Linked DNA regions of Homo sapiens: region 2 is linked to region 1. Evidence: read pairs that join two places in POLR2A ChIA-PET (ENCODE). Cell type or tissue: GM12878. All regions are shown on one strand. Each heading gives the region's core, and the rest is flanking DNA. Links, peaks and the distances in the headings are about the cores only.

Evidence for each region. ChIA-PET counts read pairs that join two places held together with the same protein. Peaks named below come from ENCODE experiments on the same cell type or tissue, not always from the same donor. Only the 100,000 strongest peaks of a DNase experiment are listed, where the experiment ranks them.
Region 2: POLR2A ChIA-PET joins it to region 1 with 9 read pairs; 9 of 35 experiments call an interaction of 5 or more read pairs at or near these places.

The regions. Positions count from the first base shown.
Region 1 is chr12:31,787,144-31,790,287 of GRCh38, reverse strand. No RefSeq gene overlaps it. Among named protein-coding and RNA genes, the nearest start is that of H3-5, 3.6 kb to the left of the region's middle. In GM12878, for the core only: no CTCF peak of the experiment used is centred there; no DNase peak of the experiment used is centred there.
Region 2 is chr12:31,903,399-31,906,542 of GRCh38, reverse strand. No RefSeq gene overlaps it. Among named protein-coding and RNA genes, the nearest start is that of LINC02422, 18 kb to the right of the region's middle. In GM12878, for the core only: no CTCF peak of the experiment used is centred there; no DNase peak of the experiment used is centred there; H3K27ac peaks cover 406 bases.

The DNA of each region.
Region 1 (3,144 bases), core at 218-2,717:
TCTCTATTAAAAATACAAAAATTAGCTGGATGTGGTGGTGGGCGCCTGTAATCCCAGCTACTGTCAAGGCTGAGGCAGGAGAATTGCCTGAACCCAGGAAGTGGAGGTTGCAGTGAGCCGAAATCGCACCATTGCACTCCAGCCTGGGTGTCAAGAGCAAGACTGTCTAAAAAAAAAAAAAATCACAAAGTCAGGAGATAGCTCAGATTGTTATATATTAGTCAACAATTCTGATTGGATAACTTTGGGGTCAGTCTTGATAAAAAGAAAAACAGTATGTTTCTGTCTTTTGCATAAAAAATAACTTCACGGCTTATCTTGGAATTCAAAGCTTTTGAAATATTTCTGGTTTTCGTGGCTTATCTTAGAGTGCAAAGCTTTTAGGAATGTCAGCCTTTTCCAGACTATGGTACAGGATGGGCTTGATTAGTCGATATAGTGGGCATGATATTCGTTTTACAGACTAGAGTTCACACTAAATGGCCATAGGCTCCCATAGGGCCACCAGGTAGAGTTGTGCAGATTGTATAGGCTGTGCACTGCACAACTTTTTATGTTATGTGCACAGTGCCCTCTGGAGTTATAAAATGCAAAGTCGGCTGGACGTGGTGGCTCTCGCCTGCAATCCCAGCACTTTGGGAGGCCGAGGCAGGCAGATCACAAGGTCAGGAGTTCGAGACCAGCCTGGCCAACATGGTGAAACCCCATCTCTACTAAAATACAAAAATTAGCTGGGCGTGGTGGCATGCGCCTGTCATCCCAGCTACTCAGGAGGCTGAGGCAGGAGAATCGTTTGAACCCAGGAGGTGGAGGTTGCAGTGAGCCGAGATCGTGCCATTGCACTCCAGCCTGGGAGACAGAGCAAGACTCTGTCTCAGAAAAAAAAAAAAAAAAAAAAGCAAAGTCTACTCAGCCATACCTGGAAGCCTAGACGCCAGGCAGGTAACACAAATCAGTGAAACCTGGGGCCCTTTGAAAGGATTCCAGCAAATTTAAAAATAATGGTCAGAGCACTGTGGAGTTGTAGAAAAACAAATTTGCAGACTATGTTCAGCCTTGGAGCTCAAGTTTGGGACCTCTGCCATATAAGGTAGAGGCAGTCAATATTTTTGTCAAGGTAATGATGCAAAGAGATATGTAAAATAGATTACCATAGAGAAAAGAGGCTACAAAGAAATAAAAAAGTCAGAAAAGTACTTCAATAATCTGGGCTGAGGAAACAGGGGCCTGGCCGGGCCAGAACTATGTGGATAGACATAGAAAGAAAAGAATTAGTAGAATTTAGTGATCAGATTCAGGTTTGATTCTGAACCAAATCAATTCAGACTTGATTTCTCATAAGACAAAAAAAAAAAAAAAAGAAAGGGAGACCAGAGTAATGCAAGGTTTTGAACTTGGGTCCTTAGGAAAATACCTGGAAGAAAAATATTTACCTTGGAAATAATTTCAGATTAAAAAATAATCTTTTGACCGGGTGTGGTGGCTCACGCCTGTAATCCCGGCACTTTGGGAGGCCGAGGCAGGCAGATCATGAGGTCAGGAGATGGAGACCATCCTGGCTAACATGGTGAAACCCCGTCTCTACCAAAAACACAAAAAATCAGCTGGGCGTGGTGGCGGATGCCTGTAGTCCCAGCTACTCGGGAGGCCAAGGCAGTAGAATGGTGTGAACTCATGAGGCGGAGCTTGTAGTGAGCCAAGATCGCACCACTGCACTCCAGCCTGGTCAACAGAGTGAGACTCAGTCTCAAAAAAAAAAAAAAAAAAAAAAAACTTTTAGGATAGGATAGTAAAAATCATGTTTTGAAAGCTTATGTAATGCTGGCCGGGCACGGTGGCTCACGCATGTTGGGAGGCTGAGGCAGGCGGATCACTTGAGGTCAGGAGTTCGAGACCAACCTGGCCAACATGGCGAAACCTTATCTCTACTAAAAATACAAAAATTAGCCAGGCTTGGTAGTGGGCGCCTGTAATCCTAGCTACTGGGGAGGCTGAGGCAGGAGAATCACTTGAACCTGGGAGGCAGAGGCTGCAGTGAGCAGAGATCGAGCCACTACACTCCAGCCTGGGCAATAAAGTGAGACACCATCTTAAAAAAAAAGAAAAAAGCGCTGGGAGCAGTGGCTCACCTCTGTAATCCCAGCACTTTGGGAGGCCGAGGTGGGCGGATCATGAGGTCAGGAGATCGGGACCATCCTGGCTAACACAGTGAAATCCCATCTCTACTAAAAATACAAAAAATTAGCCGGATGTGGTGGCGGGCACCTGTAGTCCCAGCTACTCGGGAGGCTGAGGCGGGAGAATGGCGTGAACCCAGGCGGCGGAGCTTGCAGTGAGCCGAGATTGTGCCACTGCACTCCAGACTGGGTGACAGAGTGAGACTCTGTCTCAAAAAAAAAAAAAGAAAAGAAAAAAGCTTATGTAATGCTATGGCACTGCTCATAATAAAAAAAATGTGAGAAAAAAGCAGACAAGAGGAAGACAAAAATTGGAAAAAAAACTATGCAAAAACATTAACAAAATGTTATCCTCAGCAATGTGATTGTAAGTTATAAAAATTTTCTTCCTTGTACTATGTTTCCAAACTTTCTACAATGAATGTTATATTTAAAAATAGAAAAAAATACTTTTAAAGATCCTAGAGGCTTCCCTTTTACAGAAACCATAAATTCAACCTTCATTATTTTGTTTTTGTGGTAACCATTTGTGACAGTAAGTGCTAACAGGCTTGGCTTTTTGGTTTTGGAAAAATTGGTCCTTGTGTACTAAATAGAAAGTCCTTGTAATCTCGAGGAGATAAAGATTTAATGTTGCCTAGTGATACAGATTTGTTTTAGGCATTATTTTCTTATTCAAAAACTAACTTCAATTGTTTTAATGATTTTTAGAAAAGATGGTTTTCCTTTTTTTTTTTTTTTGAGATGGAGTCTCGCTCTGTCGCCCAGGCTGGAGTGCAGTGGCGTGATCTTGGCTCACTGCAACCTCCACCCCCCGGGTTCAAGCAATTCTGTGCCTCAGCCTCCCAAGTAGCTGGGATTACAGGCACCTGCCACCATGCCCAGCTAATTTTTGTATTTTTAGTAGAGATGGGGTTTCACCATCTCTGCCAGGCTGGTCTTGAACTTCTGATCTCGTGATCTACCC
Region 2 (3,144 bases), core at 250-2,749, 120 kb before region 1:
CCTGCTTAAGTGGGTGTAGTAAAGATGATCTGGTAAGACCCATTCCATTTAAGTGTGAGGGGAGGATTGAGGAGAGGACTGGGATCTTTTACCAGAACCCAGTCTCCTGGCTGTAGGAAGTGATTAGAGAAGTCGGCGATGGGTCGTGTCAGGTATTCGTCAGCATATTCCCAAATGAAATGGCAGATGGTATGTAGAAGTGGGGAAATGAGGCCAGGCACGGTGGCTCACACCTGTAATCCCAGCACTTTGGGAGGCTGAGGCGGGTGGATCACGAGGTCAGGAGTTCGAGACCAGCCTGGTCAATGTGGTGAAACCCCGTCTCTACTAAAAATACAAAAATTAGCCGAGCGTGATGGCATGCACCTGTAATTCCATCTACTTGGGAGGCTGAGGCAGGAGAATTGCTTGAACCTGGGAGGCAGAGGTCACAGTGAGCCAAGATCTTGCCGCTGCACTCCAGCCTGGGTCTCAAAAAAAAAACAGTAACAAAAAAGGTTTTAAAATTAGCTGGTTGCAGTGGTGTTTGCCTGTAGTCCTAGCTACTCAGGAGGCTGACGTGGGAGGATCATTTGAGCCCAGGAGTTCAAGGCTGCCGTAAGCTATGATCATGCCGCTGCACTCCAGCCTGGGTAACAGTGAGACCCCTGTTTCTGAAAAAGAAACAGAAAAACAAACCCCAAACAGCCAGTCTCTGTAACTGTGAGAAATAAATTTCTGTTATTTAAGTACTCAGCCTATGATATATTTGTTACAGCAGCCTAAACTGACTGAGACAACTACTAAGGCATTTAGTTTATTTACCTTTAATGAAATTAGTCTCAAAAAATCTATTGCCCTAGTTTATACTATCTTTCACTTCCTATTCTTTTTCTTTTGAGAGAGAGTCTCGCTCTGTCACCTAGGCTGGAGGGCAATGGTGTGATCTCGGCTCACTGCAACCTCCGCCTTCCGGGCTCAAGTGATCCTTTTGCCTCAGTCTCCTGAGTAGCTGGGATTACAGGCGTGTACCACCATCCCCAGCTAATTTTTATATTTTTAGTAGAGACGGGATTTTGCCATGTTGGCCAGGCTGGTCTCAAACGCCTATCCTCAAGTGATCTGCCAGCCTTGGCTTCCCAAAGTGCTTGGATTACAGGCATGAGCCACCATGCCTGGCCTTCCTATTTTTTTTTTTTGACTCTTTTTTGGTATTAATTATATTCTTCCTTGCTAGTTTGGAAGTTAAATACTCTATTCAGGTTTGAGATGCTTTTTTTGCCTTTTGTTTTTTGGGTTGATTTTTTTTGGTTGTTACCCTATAAGCTGCATTGTGATTACTTAAATTACAAAGTTAATCTATTTCTTTATCTCCTCCAGAACACAGACCTGTCATATGTTTTAATATTATCTTTTTTCTTTCAAATTTAACTATTACTAAACATTATCATTGTTTTATAGTTAATATTTTATACTTACCCAAAGTCTTTTTTACATGTTGTTTCTTCTTGTAGCTTCATTTAGGATCAATTTCCTTCTAGCTAAAATATATACTTTAGATTTTTCCTATAGGGAGAGTTTGCTGGCGAAAGAGTGAGTTTTATTTGTCTGAAACAATTTTATTTTGTCTTCATTAAAACAAATTTTAGGGCCGGGAGAGGTGGCTCACGCCTGTAATCCCAGCACTTTGGGAGGCCAAGTCGGGCAGATCACAAGGTCGGGAATTCGAGACCAGCATGGTGAACATGGTGAAACCCCGTCTCTATAAAAAATACAAAAATTACCTGGGCATCATGGCACATGCCTGTAATCCCAGCTACTCGGGAGGCTGAGGCAAGAGAATCACTTGAACCTGGGAGGCAGAGGTGGCAGTGAGCTGAGATTGAGCTCAAAAAAAAAAAAATTTAATTGGGTTTAGAATTCCAAATTTTCAGTTGCTTTTCCTCAGCAATTTGAAGATAACATTTCACTATCTTCCAGCTTACATTGTCTTTAAGCCAGCTGTCACTAACTCAGCTTCTTTTGAGATGATCTCCTTGCTGGCGCAGTAGCTCACACCTATAATCCCAGCACTTTGGGAGGCCAAGGTGGGTGGATCACCTGAGGTCAGGAGTTCGAGACCAGCCTGGCCAACATGGTGAAACCCCGTCTCTACTAAAAATACAAAAAAAAAAGTAGCTGGACATGGTGGTGGGTGCCTGTAATCCCAGCTACTTGGGAGGCTGAGGCAGGGAGAATCGCTGGAACCCGGTAGGCGGAGGTTGCAGTGAGCCGAGATCGAGCCATTGCATTCCAGCCTGGGTGAAAGAACAAGACTCTGTCTCAAAAAGAAAAAAGAAGATAATCTCCTTTCTCTCCTGCTGTTTTATAATCATTCTTTGTCATTGTTGTTCTGAAATTTCACCATTTTATGTCTGTGTGTGGGTTTCTTTTCTATGTACATAGACATACCTATGTACATAGACTGAAACTTATGCACATAGGTTTATTAAGATATATTCATAGGTTATAAACATATATACATAGGTTGTAAACATATAAACATAGCCTAAAAAAAATATAAAGCAAAAACATCACAAGAAGAAACAAGCTGGGTATGGTGGCTCATGCCTGTAATCCCAACAATTTGGGAGGCCGAGGTGGGCAGATCACCTGAGATCGGGAGTTTGAGACCAGCCTGACCAACATGGAGAAACCCCATCTCTACTAAAAATACAAAATTAGCCGGGCATGGTGACGGATGCCTGTAATCCCAGCTACTCAAGAGGTTAAGGCAGGAGAATCACTTGAACCTGGGAGGTGGAGGTTGTGGTGAGCCGAGATTGCGTCACTGCACTCCAGCCTGGCAACAGAGTGAGACTCTATCTCCAAAAAAAAAAAAAAGAAGAAACAGACAAATTTATATTCAATCATATTGGAGGATTTGAAAATTAATAATTGACAGAAAATGTTCATCGAGTAGATTTGATAAACATGATTACATATTTACTATGGTAGAAGCATAGAACGCTATACTAACAACTGCAAAAATCACATTCTTTTTAAGCACGCAAAATTTTTATTAATTGAAGACAGATTGTCTGTAAATCAAATCTCAAGAAAATTGACAGAATTAAAATGAGGACATTCTCTGACCATAGGCACATGTCAGAGATATTATAGGTT